Linked DNA regions of Homo sapiens: region 2 is linked to region 1. A link is a contact called in ENCODE Hi-C or POLR2A ChIA-PET data. All regions are on one chromosome and are shown on one strand. The core of a region is the stretch at or near the end of the contact, and the rest is flanking DNA. Distances in the headings are between cores, read along the strand shown.

The links. Hi-C counts contacts between places; a loop is a spot of excess contacts on that map. ChIA-PET counts read pairs that join two places held with the same protein, here RNA polymerase II (POLR2A). Pooled maps may share reads with other maps.
Region 2: a map of PC-3 shows a loop between it and region 1 (5-fold over the local background). The contact joins two enhancer-like sites. A Hi-C loop is called at or near these places in 1 of 168 maps with a recorded cell type or tissue (PC-3) and 1 of 50 pooled maps. POLR2A ChIA-PET finds 5 or more read pairs at or near these places in 5 of 52 experiments (A549, H1, HCT116 and 2 more).

What each region holds. Positions count from the first base shown.
Region 1 is chr17:67,416,784-67,423,205 of GRCh38, forward strand. All of the region lies in intron 1 of PITPNC1 (phosphatidylinositol transfer protein cytoplasmic 1), which reads left to right. Among named protein-coding and RNA genes, the nearest start is that of PITPNC1, 43 kb to the left of the region's middle. RefSeq lists an enhancer at 4,631-5,830. Within about 2 kb of position 5,173, at least 15 of the 41 ENCODE cell types and tissues checked have a DNase peak (open chromatin) inside an H3K27ac peak, as active enhancers do; they include HCT116, where a contact is called at or near this core.
Region 2 is chr17:67,500,020-67,506,715 of GRCh38, forward strand. The region is part of intron 1 of PITPNC1 (phosphatidylinositol transfer protein cytoplasmic 1); the gene reads left to right. Among named protein-coding and RNA genes, the nearest start is that of MIR548D2, 32 kb to the left of the region's middle. Within about 2 kb of position 3,357, at least 3 of the 41 ENCODE cell types and tissues checked have a DNase peak (open chromatin) inside an H3K27ac peak, as active enhancers do; they include HCT116, where a contact is called at or near this core.

The sequences.
Region 1 (6,422 bases), core at 3,923-6,422:
CTCACAACATTCAGCATTCTCTCTGTCTCTCTTTTTTTCTTTTTTTGAGATGGAGTTTCTCTCTTGTTGCCCAGGCTGGAGTGCAATGGCACAATCTCGGCTCACCGCAACCTCTGCCTCCCAGGTTCAAGCAATTCTCCTGCCTCAGCCTCCCGAGTAGCTGGGATTACAGGCATGCACCACCATGCCCGGCTAATTTTGTATTTTTAGTAGAGACGGGGTTTCTCCATGTTGATCAGACTGGTCTCAAAAACTCCCGACCTCAGGTGATCCGACCGCCTCAGCCTCCCAAAGTGCTGGGATTACAAGTGTGAGCCACCACGCCCGGCCAACATTCAGCATTCTCTTAAAAAAAATTTTTTTTTGAGACATGGTTTTGCTCTTGTCACCCAGGCTGGAGTGCAGTGGCATGATCATAGCTCACTGAAGACTTGAACTCCTGGGCTTGAGTGATCCTCCTGCCTCAGCCTAGTAGCTAGGACTACAGGGACATGCCACCATGCTTGGCTAATTTTTTACATTGTTTTGTAGAGACAGGTCTTGCTATGTTTGCCCAGGCTGGTCTCGAACTCCTGGCCTCAAGCGATCCTCCTGCCTCGGCCTCCCAAAGTGCTGAGATTACAGGTGTGAGCAGCCACACCAGGTCCACATTCAGCACCCTCTTGATTCTTGAGCCCACCATGGTGTCAGCAAGGAAAGAGAGGCAGAGGTAATTTAACCTACATATAATTTCTTGGTTGCCAGCCTCCCTGAGTCTTCTCCATTGTCCTTCAGATCTGTAGTGTTTAAAGGCCTGAATTGAATCTCTTGTATTTTCTGTAAAATTCTGATATTCTCTGCTGTGCATCATATTTATATTTGCACAGCTCTTAAGTTATTTCTCAATCAGCTGCCTCCCAGTAGCACACCTTTGCAGCTGGCACCATTGAAAAGGTTTCCCTCAGACATGGGAGCTCTGACTGCTTGAAGTCAATGGGGGCTGGGTGCGGTGGCTCCTGTCTGTAATCCCAGCACTTTGGGAGGCTGAGGCAGGAGGTTCTCTTGAGCCCAGGAGTTTGAGACCAGCATGGACAACATGGTGAGACCCTGTCTCTACAAAAAATAAAAAAAATTAGCTGGGAGTGGTGGCACACATCTGTAGTCCCACCTACTTGGGAGGCTGAGATGGGAGGATCACTTGAGCCCAGGAGGTCCAGGCTGCAGTGGACGTCCAGCCACTGTACTCTAGCCTGGGTGACAGAGCAAGACCCTGTCTGGAAGAAAAAAAGTCAATGGAACAAGGCAGCGTATTGAAATATTCTTTCCTTGGGAAATGTATGTCATAAATCCTTTTACCAACAGATGATTTGGATCTTTAAGGCTCCCAGGCACATGACTTTATTCTCAGGAGATGGTTAGGCAGTAGATTAAGATCTGCTTATTGCCTTGAGACTATATAAAGCTCCCAATACCTATTTTTATTGGAGACCAAATTTCTAACTTGTTCAATTGGTCTGCTTATGGCAGTGCTGCTCTCCCAGTCATGGGAGAAGACAGTTTTACATTTAAATGGAATATTCTAACTTTGCTTAGTAAGTAAATACTGACCCAAAGATAAACAATGGGAGAAAATGGAATTTCAGTGTTTCATGCAAAAAGTTCCTATCACAAGGGAATCGCAGTTTTCATTCTTTGGGTAGGTAGGTAGATTTCTCCATGTTCTGTGAAACTGTGTTGTTGCGGGGAAGGAAGCAAAAGAACAAATCAATAGCTGAGGATGGGGGCATATTAGGAATTTTTTTTTTTCTTTTTGAGATGGAGTTTTGCTCTGTCACCCAGGCTGGAGTGCAGTGGTATGTCTTGTCTCGGCTCACTGCAACCTCCACCTCCTGGGTTCTAGCTATTCTCCTGCCTCAGCCTCCCGAGTAGCTGGAATTACAGGCCCCCACCATCACGCCAGGCTAATTTTTGTATTTTTAGTAGGGATGGGGTTTCACCATGTTGGCCAGGCTGGTCTCGAACTCCTGACCTCAGGTGATTCACCTGCCTCGGCCTCCCAAACTGCCGGGATTACAGGCGTGAGCCACTCTGCCTGGCCGTGAGCCACCCCACCGGGCCTGAATTTTGCTTAATAGAATCATGATGAAAATGAATGCGCTTGACCAGAGAAAATGGACACTTGTGATGACTTGGGTAGTGTTCAGAAATCACTCAGCCTGTGAGAACTTTGTGCTTCTTAGGTTTGGCTTGATATTACAAAGCTACCACTGGTTACTTTTATGAAAGCTCCCCAGGTAAGGGGCAGAGGACAGCAACCTGTTGGTCCAGATTAACATTCAGTGGTATTAAGCAGAGACTGTGGCTTTCAACTATAAGTAAAAGCATGCTTGGGGGAGAAGGAGGAAGGGAGAAAAAAAAAAATGAGAAAGCAGAAAGATGCAACAGGGGTTGGCAAAGAGTCAGGAGCAGGGAGTGAGGGGGAAAGTAGGTACATGTGGTGGAGAAATGGAAGCTCTCCCAATGGTTCCATCAGTTCCACCACACTGGCACAGATTCTAGAAGTTTCCTATTTCTGGAGTAGGACGCAGACATGATGCATTTCCTACTAAGACAGATTTCTATCCAGGAAACATCATTTCAAGTTGCAGTGCCAGGCTCGAGGATCCTTCTCCGTCATTGCTTCAAGTGTGGTGGGTTCAGTACCTCCTTTAATGTAAGAGCTGGCCCGTCTTCCCTACCTACTTGGGACACTTTCTAGTTTTGACCTTAAGTAGGGTATCAGGAAAATTCCGAGAAAGGGAAGACACTCTTTTTCCTGAATTACAGAATAGACCAACTCATTAGAAAAAATAAATTAAAGAGGCCAGGCGCAGTGGCTCAAGCGTATGATCCCAGCACTTTGGGAGGCCGACGCAGGCGGATAACTTGAGGTCAGGAGTTCGAGACCAGCTTGGCCAACATGGCGAAACCCCGTCTCTACTAAAAATACAAAAATTAGTCGGGTATGGTGGCAAGCACCTGTAATCCTAGCTACTCGGGAGGCTGAGGCAGAAGAATTGCTTAAACCCGGGAGGTGGAAGTTGCAGTGAGCCGAGACTGTGCCGCTGCACTCCAGCCTGAGTGAGGCTGGAGACCCAGAGCAAGACCCTGTCTCAAAAAAAAAAAGAGAGAGAGAGAGAAAACCAGAACCCCTTTGTTTCAAAACCATCCACATCTGTCTATCCATCCGTAAAGCACAAAGTTATCAGAGACAAATCATGGTCTCATTTTGCTTCATGCATTTTGGACCTGACATGAGTCCGTCTTTGATCCCTGAGGGGTGGTAGAAACAAGCAATGCTTTTCAGAGTGAAGCTAAAAAAGGCACTCTGTGGAAGAGAATATATTTTATAGATCAGTGATTAGTGAGTCTTTTCATGACAAGTTTTGTATTAATTATGATTTGAAAACCTCCAGTGCAGGGTTCTCAGGAATTACTAAGTGCCCCTGGGTACAGCAAGAAGCACTGGAATAAAGAATCTCAATGTGTGACCAAATTTCTAAATTCTTGGGGGTGTACAGAAATTAGCCACTTCTATTTTCTCTCTCTCTTTCTCTCTCTCCTTCCTTCCTTCCTCCCTCCCCTCCCTCCCTCCCTCCCTTCCTTCCTTCCTTCCTCTTCTCTTCTCTTTTCTTTTCTTTCTTTTTTTCTTTCTTGAGTCTTTCTCTGTTGCCAGGCTGGAGCTCGGTGGCGCTATCTCGGCTCACTGCAACCTCCACCTCCTTGGGTCAAGCGAGCCTCTCACTCACCCTCCTAAGCAGCTGGGATTACAGTCATCCACCACCACGCCTGGCTGATTTTTATATTTTTAGTAGAGACGGGGTTTTGCTATGTTGGCCAGGCTGGTCTTGAACTCCTGGCCTCAAGTAAACTGCCCGCCTCAGCCTCCCAAAGTGCTGGGATTACAGGCGTGAGCCACTGCGCCCGGCCTCACTTCTGTTTTCTACTTGTGTTTTTATTTCCATTGCATTTCCTGACTTGTGTATATTTTCTCGTTGTAGAAGCACTTAGTGTTTTGGCACTCAGACTTACTTTCCAGTGTTTCTTCTGATCAATCAATAGCCCTTTACTCATACTAACTATATGTGATGGAAGCAAAGTCAGGAATGTCTAATGTGGGGGCAGAATTCACTATGAAGCTACTTAGAATTTCACCAGCCATGAATGATACATTATCCATCATGTTAGCTAGAATATACTGGGCTCCAGTCTCTTTTGGGGGATCTTTAGGGTCCTTCTGGGTGCAGAAGGGAAGATGACATTTCAGGAGATCTCTGCGCATTCCACCCTGGCTTCCTTCCTTCCAGGTAGGCTGAGAGAAAGCTTTCTTCTTGATGGTGCTAGTGAGAACTTGGCAGGTGGAGCAGGAACTGTTAGTTTTTCACTCCCTGTTGGAGTCATTCACACATACAGCTCATATAGAAGACGGATGTCTTTTGTCTTGGTGCCAAAGACTTGAAAACAGAGAACGGTAACTTTTATTTATTTATTTATTTTTGAGATGGTGTTTCGCTCTTGTCACCCAGGCTGGAGTGCAATGGTGTGATCTCAGCTCACTGCAACCTCTGCCTCCTGGGTTCAAGCGATTCTCCTGCCTCAGCCTCCTGAGTAGCTGGGATTACAGGCACTCATCACCACGCCTGGCTAATTTGTGTATTTTTACTAGAGATGGGGTTTTACCATGTTGCCCAGGCTGGTCTTGAACTCCTGACCTCAGGTGATCCACCTGCCTCGGCCTCCCAAAGTGCTGGGATTGCAGGTGTGAGCCACTGTACCAGGCTAGAATGGTAACTTTTGAAACCCATTTTTGTTATTCTAAAGTCTTCACGGTGTGGTGTTGGGAAGGCTGGGTTGCTGTGTCAGATGGGTACCCTCACCCCAGTTATGGCTGTTCTCACATCCAATTCCAGGAAGCCTCATTCTTGTGTGGTCATAGAAAAGCAACCTTAATTTTCCTGTGTCTTAGTTTCCTTACCTCCTAGAAATGTGGCAAAGATGCAGAATCTGTTTATTTAGTAAATATTTATCAAGTTCTGGGAATACAGCGGCGAATAAGCCACCAAATCCTTCCTTGATGGGACTCACCCTCTAACACAGCCAAGGCAATGAGAGACCTTCCAGGAATAACATTGAGAGGCAAATTATGCATGTAGGTGACACATGAGGCCAACAGGAAATGACCTCGAATTGAAGTTGAAATTTACAGTGCGAGATGAGCCAAGAATCTGTGAACCCTTAGAACTCAGGCAAGGTGAGCTGGTGTGACTTGCAGGAAGTATGACTCAATTGTGACTGTACCCAAGAAGGCTTAAACCACATCATCTGAAAGAAGGATGTGCCAACATACGCTTCCAATGACTAAAAGGAGGGGCAGAGGGAAAAACAAAACAGCATGTTCCCAGGCCCATCCTAGGAGGAAGGAAGGCTATTAATACATTCCTTTGACATTGTCTACTTACCATTGCATAGAGTTGGAGGTGAGTGGCATATGGAGAGACAGAGATTTGGAGACAGACTGAGTTTGAATCCCAATTTTGTCTTATTAGGCCGTGGACAAGTCATTTCAACTCTCTAAGCTTCAATTTCCTCATTATTTATTTTTTAAAATAGAGATGAGGTCTTGCTATGTTGCCTAGGCTGGTCTTGAGCTCCTGGGCTCAAGCCATCCTCTTGCCTTGGCCTCCTGAGTACATACAGGTGTGAGCCACCACACCCACCTGCCCAGCCCTAGCTTGCTCACTGTCTTTCTTTTTTTCTTTTTTTTGAGACAGAGTCTTGCTCTGTCACCCAGGCTGGAGCACGGTGGTGTGATCTCGGCTCACTGCAACCTCTACCTCCCAGGTTCAAGAGATTCTCCTGCCTCAGCCTCCTGCGTAGCTGGGATTAGACTACTACACTCGGCTAATTTTTGTATTTTTAGTAGGGATGGGTTTCACCATGTTGGCCAGGCTGGTCTCGAACTCCTGACCTCACGTGATCTGCCCACCTCAGCCTCCCAAAGTGCTGGGAATAAAAGTCGTGAGCTACCACGCCGGTCTAGCTTACTCAAACAATGTCTAGTTTGCAGGGTAGTGTATGTACGTGCCTCAGTGTCTTTGGTGTGATATACACTTAGTAAATGTTAGTTCAGCTCTAACAGACTCATCTGAGATTTTGATTCTGTAACTCCCAAGAGTTCAGTATGCTAGCATTTTTTTTTTTTTAACATGAGGAAGAGTTGGGTAAGGAAGAGCTGTGTTTTAATTGCATTACGGCTCAACTGCTAACTGTTTTGATATGTTGAACAAAGTCCATTGATTCTTCATGGAGGAGTGCTTGCTGGGGAGTGTGAGTCAGCACGTCTGCGTTATTAACTTGTTCGGAAGCTTTTTGTGGCAGATTGATTTTAAAAGCCCCCAAGGAAA
Region 2 (6,696 bases), core at 2,107-4,606, 81 kb after region 1:
CATCTTCTCCCCTTGAATATATAAGTAGGCTGCAGAGGATTTAGTTTGCTTGTACTGCTTCTCAGCTTATCTTCTTCTGATGGTTAATCATTTTAAACAATTAGTTTTAGTTCTCTTAGCTACCTCTAGTTATTGCATTTCTGTCTCTGTTTCTTGTTTTGTCAGTTTTCGGCAATATTCTCTTTCCTTTCTAAATAAAACATTAAGGCCTTACCCTTTCATTTTTCTCCCTTTTACGTTGTCCAAATTCTGGATAAATGAATATGGTATATCCATAAATGGGCTATTATCTGGTAATAAAAAGGTATGAAATTCTGATATATGCTACAACATGGATGGACCATGAAAACATCATACCCAAGTGAAAGAAGCCAGACACAACGAGCCACATATTACATGATTCCATTTATATGAAATATCCAGGATAGGCACAGAAAGTTGATGAGTCATTGCCAGGGGCCTCGAGGAATACCATTAACTGCTTATGGGCACCAGGTTTCTTTTTAGGATAAGGAAAATGTTCTGAAATTAGATAGTGGTAATGGTTGTAACAACCTCATGAATATACTAAAACCCACTGTATTCTACACTTTAAAAGGACAAATTTTATGGTTTGAATTATATCTCAATTTTTTTTTAAGATTTTTTTTTTTTTTTAATTGAGAGAAGGTCTCACTCTGTCAGCCAGGCTGGAGTACAGTGGCACAATCACGGATCATGGCCCATGGCTCACGGCTCACTGAAGCCTCAAACTCCTGGGCTCAAGTGATCCTCCCACCTCAGCCTCCCGAGTAGCTGGGACCGCAGGCGCGCACACCACCACACTTGACAAAATTTTTTTTTTTTTTAAGTGGAGACAGGGGTCTCTCTATATTGCCCAGGCTGGTCTCAAACTCCTGGGCTCAAGCAGTCCTCCCATCTCTGCCTCCCAAAGTGCTGGAATTAAAGACGTGAGCCACTGCACCTGGCCAAAAGAAAGATTCTTAACTGTTACATTCCATTTATTCCATTTTCTAATCTTAATATCTTTAGCTTATTTCTGAATGTTGGACACCAGTAAACAACATTTATTGTCGCTGTGTAAACATTGCCCACTGCAGGTCTAGGTGCTAATGTCATATTATTACTTTCTCTATAGGACCAATGCCACAATCCACAGGCCACCTAGAGGATAGCATTTCATGCATCGCAGTTCGAGTGAATTCTCTTTTCTTATTTACCATCGACTATTCCTTTTGTGTTATCCTGGAATTCCTTCTTGCTTTCTTTTTCATATAGACCCCAAAAATACACTTTCATCACCTAGTGCTGTAGATGCACTCCGGGTTATATGACATCTCCTTACTTCTCAGCCATCGTCATCTGGCTCCAATCTACCAGCCTGTCCTGTCTCCTTCGCTGCCTTGTCTCAACATTTTATTAAATTTATTTCTTCCTCTTTTTTGTTCCATTCCCTTATTTTGCAACCTTTTGGATGTTACCCTTTGGAAGTTACCCTCTTGTAACTTCCACATTAAAAGTTTGGGGGCTGGCTGGGTGCGGTGGCTCACGCCTGTAATTCCAGCAATTTGAGAGGCCAAGGCGGGCAGATTGCCTGAGGTCAGGAGTTCAAGACCAGCCTGGCCAACATGGTGAAATCCTGTCTCTACTAAAAATACAAAAATGAGCCGGGATGTGGTGGTGGGAGCCTGTAATCCCAGCTACTTGGGAGGCTGAAGCAGGAGAATTGCTCGAACGTGGGAGGTGGAGGTTGCAGTGAGCCAAGACTGTGCCATTGCACTCCAGCCTGGGCAACAAGAGCAAAACTCTGTCTCAAAAAAAAAAAAAAGTTTGAGGGAAGTAAGCTTTCTAAATTCTAGCATGCCTGAAATTCTCGTCATTTTGGTCTTCTGCTTTGTCGGTGCCTCAGTTTCCTCATCTGTACAAGGGAGGTGATCATAATTACACTGACCTATTAGTGAGTATTAAATTAACGAGGATTAAATGAGCTATTGTGCAGAAAGTCTTAAGACAACTTTTGGTACATCATAAATTTGTTTGGGAGGCGTTAACCATTCACGTTGTAGTTGAAGCACATTAGATGTGTCTTCGTGTTCTGCACTCTGAAGACATCGTGTGGACTAACAGCAAAGTAATAAGATGAAAGTTTGTGTGGTGAAGTAAACGATCCTATTACCATAGTTGAACCATAGCTTATGAATTATTCCTTAGTGCTCTTCTCTGCTTTCATAAAATCATAATCCGTGTTTTAAGATTTACTTGTACTTTTTTTTTTTTTAGGCCACTAGGCTGTTCTCAGCTCTCTAGATACTCAGCAAAGCACAGTCATTTCCAGGAAATGGATTGAAATTGTAATGCAGATTTGGTTTAGATGTATGCAAGTGGCTTTGGAGAGTAACAATGCAATCTACTTAAGGAGATTGGAAAATTTAGGATATTGAAGATTTAAGGAACGGGTTGGCCCAAGTAACAAAACCATTGCCCTAGTCAATCTATAGTGGCCACTTGGAACACTGGATGGAAGAGGATTGGGGGCAGCATTGGGGCTGTTGTCAGTAAGTGACATCTGCCATGGGGTAGAAGGGTTTGTCATTCCTGGCCTTACCTTGATCCTTTCTCATGAAGGAAGTACAAGATATTATTGAGAGGATCTGACAGGGAGAATTGGTCTAGTTTTGGGTACTTGAGGAAGTTTGTGTGAAGTAAGATTATTGCATTGCATTGCATTGTATTGTATTGTATTGTATTGTATTGTATTGTATTGTATTGTATTGTATTGTATTGTATTTTAGAGATGGAGTCTTGCTCTGTCACCCAGGCTGGAGTATAGTGGCGCGATCTTGGCTCCTCTGCAACCTCCGCCTCCTGGGTTCAAGCGATTCTCCTGCCTCAGCCTCCCGAGTAGCTGGGATTACAGGTGCATGCCACCACTACGCCCAGCTAATTTTTGTATTTCAGTAGAGACGGGGTCTCACCATGTTGGCCAGGCTGGTCTCGAACTCATGACCTCAGGTGATCCACCCACCTTGGCCTCCCAAAGTGCTGGGATTACAGGGGTGAGCCACCTCGCCCAGGCTCTATTTCTTTTTAAAGGAAGTGGAGATGTCAAAGAAAACATATTTGTTGTGTAGAGTTTTAGAAAATAAAGTTACCAAAAACTCAAAATAAAAGAAGTAGATTTATTGAGAAGTAAGTCTACAGGTTGTACTGGGGGTTGGGGTGGGAGTGCTCCAAGGATTATGGCTCCTGAATTTCCCATTGTAGGACTGGGTAAAAGGTGGTAGGAACTAGAAAAAAAATGATATCACTTAATGACCACTTTGTCTCATAAATGAGATGACTAAAGCTTAAAAGGTAAGGTGACTCACTCTGGGTCACAGAGCTGGCAATAGAATCCAGTGGCCTGGTTCCATCTTGACGGGGAGGGAGGGGGCATTGTTTGTTGCCCAGGTACCATGTCACACTCTGAGTAACTTCTCTGCAGCCCTTGTATTTTCTCTGTAGGGGACAAGGGAAAACTTACCCTTTGTTTCTTGAAACAAAGGCAAATTAATAGGGGAAAAGCCATACAAATGATTAGCGTGCATGGGAGGAAAATCACAAAGCGATTACCCAGTATCCTAATGGGGTACAGATGTTTATATATCTTATTTTTTAGAGGAAAGGGAGAGGGGAAGTGTGGATGATTTTAGGGAGGTAGTAGATGATTTTTAGGGAATTTGATGGGCCTGAAGAACATACAATGGATTGGGACAAAGTCTGTTGGGCAGACAATGGTTTGTGACAAAATTCTGTCCAGGTGTGTTGACTGAATTCAGGCTTTCTTTACGCGATATGAGTTCAGTTAATGAAAACACAGGGGAGTGACCAGAAGTGATTGTTTCCTTCTTTGGCATTTCTGTCTTCCTCTTTTTTTGTTCTATTCCCTTATTTTGCAACCTTTTGGATGTTACCCTTTGGAAGTTACCCTCTTGTAACTTCCACATTAAAAGTTTGGGGGCTGGCAGATAGAAGGAACTCCAGAGAACAACTTGATTCTGTGCTTTGGGAGAGACAGAGAAATGAGGGGTGTGGAGGAAGGTCAGAGAGACCCTGAGGCTTCTGCCTCACTTCAGCATGTCAAAGCACCCTATTTTGGGGTATTGCTTTCTGAGCCCCAACATCTCCAGCCTTCCAGGAGTCTGTGGCATATCCTTCCCCAAAGGAGTAGGATCACTTGACCACTCTACTGAACCTAAGTTGTTTTTCATTTTCTTTTGCATCTGCCTTGAAGTCTAGAGCAAATGAAAATACAACAACACTGTGTAAACAAAACACACAAAAAAGCTGCTCTGATCTTTCTGTTTTCTCAGGTGCAAAACAGGTCTTATCTAAAGCAACTGAAAAGGCATGGAGGTAGCAATTGCTTTGCTATTCCAGGAACTAGTAGCCACCACATGTGTAAAACTATTGAAGAACAAGTTTTCAACCTTCTGCTGTGAAAAGGTACACAGGAATGGCTAAAGTCTCTCTAGAACCCGTACCTTCCTGGAGCAAAGGGAAGACCTGGGAAACGTTTTGACAAAGCAATGCTTACGATATTTTTCAATATCAGGGGAATTCAGTCAGTCTTCTTTCTTTTTTGTTTGGCCAGTTTAGCTAAAGTTTTGTCAATTTTGTTGATCCTTTCAAAGAGCCAACTTTTGGTTTTGTTCAGTTTCTCTGTTATTTTTCTATTCTCTAGTTCATTAGTTAATTAATTTAGGTTAATTAATTAATTTAGGTTTGACTTGCTTTTTTTGTTCCGCTGTCTTCAGGTGGAAGGTTAAGTTATTGATGCGAAATCTTTTTCTTTTTTAATATATGCATTTACAGCTATACACTTCTCTTTAGGTAGCACAGCCTTAGCTGTGTCACTTAAGTTTTGGTATGTTGTATCTTCATTTCTAATCATCTCAAATTATTTTCTACTCTCCCTTGTGATTTCCTCTTAAACCCATTGGTTATTTGTGTGTGTTGTTTAATTTCCACATATTTATAAATTGCCTGAATTTCTAATTCTATTCCATTGTTGTCGGAGAACTTGCCTTGTATGAGTTCAGTCCTTTTAAATTTACTGAAGTTTGTTTTATGGTCTAGTATACGGTCTATCCTGGAGACTTCCACATGCACTGAAAAGAGAGTGTATTCTGCTGTGTTGAGTGATGTGTTCTGTTGATTTTTTAGGTCTAATTGGCTTATAATGTTCAAGTCTTCTGTTTCCATGTTGATCTTCTGCCTAGTTGTTCTATCCATTATTCAAAGTGGGGCACTAAGGTCTCCAACTATAGTTGTGATAGTTTAGTTTAATTGTGCATTTCTCTTACCAATTCTGTCAATTTTTGCTTTATGTATTTCAGGGCTCTGTTAGGCACATACCTGTTTATCATTGTATCTTCCTAAGGAATTACCCTTTGATCATTATAAAATGTCCCACTTTATCTCTGGTACCATTTTTTGTTTTAAAGTCTACTTTGTCTGATATTAGTACAGCCACTCCAGCTTTCTTATGGTTTACTGTTTACATGACATATTTTTCCTGTCCTTTAATTCCAGTCTATTTGTAACTTTGGATCTAAACTATCTCCTATAGACAGCATATAGTTGGGTCTTTTTTTTAGTAGAGATGGGGTTTTACCGTGTTAGCCAGGCTGGTCTCGATCTCCTGACCTCATGATCCACCCACCTTGGCCTCCCAAAGTGTTGGGATTACAGACGTGAGCCACCGCGCCCAGCCCAAGTTGTTTTTGAGAACACCTGTAGGGAGTGTTTCCTAGCCTTTGCATGTGTTACGCTTGCACACAGATGACAGATTGGCCATATGTAAAATTTTGGAGTAACTCTCTTTTCCCTCGCAATTCTTTTGATGGTGTTTCTTCGTATTTTTGGCCTCCCCCTCTACCTGGATTGCACTGGAGCCTGCTATCAAGCCTTGTGAGACGTGCCTTTTGTCCAGTTGTTGATCCTCCATTGTTACTCCACCCTTTCCTGCCCTCCTGGGCACTGGGCAAGCCTTAGTCCCACTCAGTCCCTTTCCCTTTTCTCTCCCTCCTCCCTCAAATCATCATGCTTGGGCTGGCGAGATATTACCTAGGGCTACTGAAAAGTCACTTTACTATGGGCAAGCATATAAATCATATTTGTAACTGGCTTTTACCTACTGAAAAAATTTCAATATATTTTAATGTGAAGAGACACTGCTGAAGAAAAGGAAATGAAGAAAAGGTGAAGTAAGATTTTACACACATTTTCAGATTAGATGATACTAATGTTCCTGAATATACAATCTCCCTTTAGATTTAAGATATTGTTTTTAGTTTAGTTTAGTTTTGCTTTGTTTTTCAAATCACTGCCCTAATCATGAATTTCAGTCTTTGGGAGAAGGAATGGCCCTCATGGGGTGGGGAAAGCAGTAGTTTTTTCAGGTGTAACTGACTTTTAATTGACACAAATTTACAAATTTATATTACACAAGCTGAAAACAATTTTTTTCTGTTTAAATAATGTATTTGCTATCTGAATGATCATGTAAATTCAGGACAGGATTTGCCTATTTTTATTTTATTATACTAATAATAAAACCCCAATTCAAATGACTTTTCAGTACTTACTATACGCGATGTACTGCGGGTAAACAAGAAAATTTCTTAAATTCTCATTCAATAATTGGAAATCGAT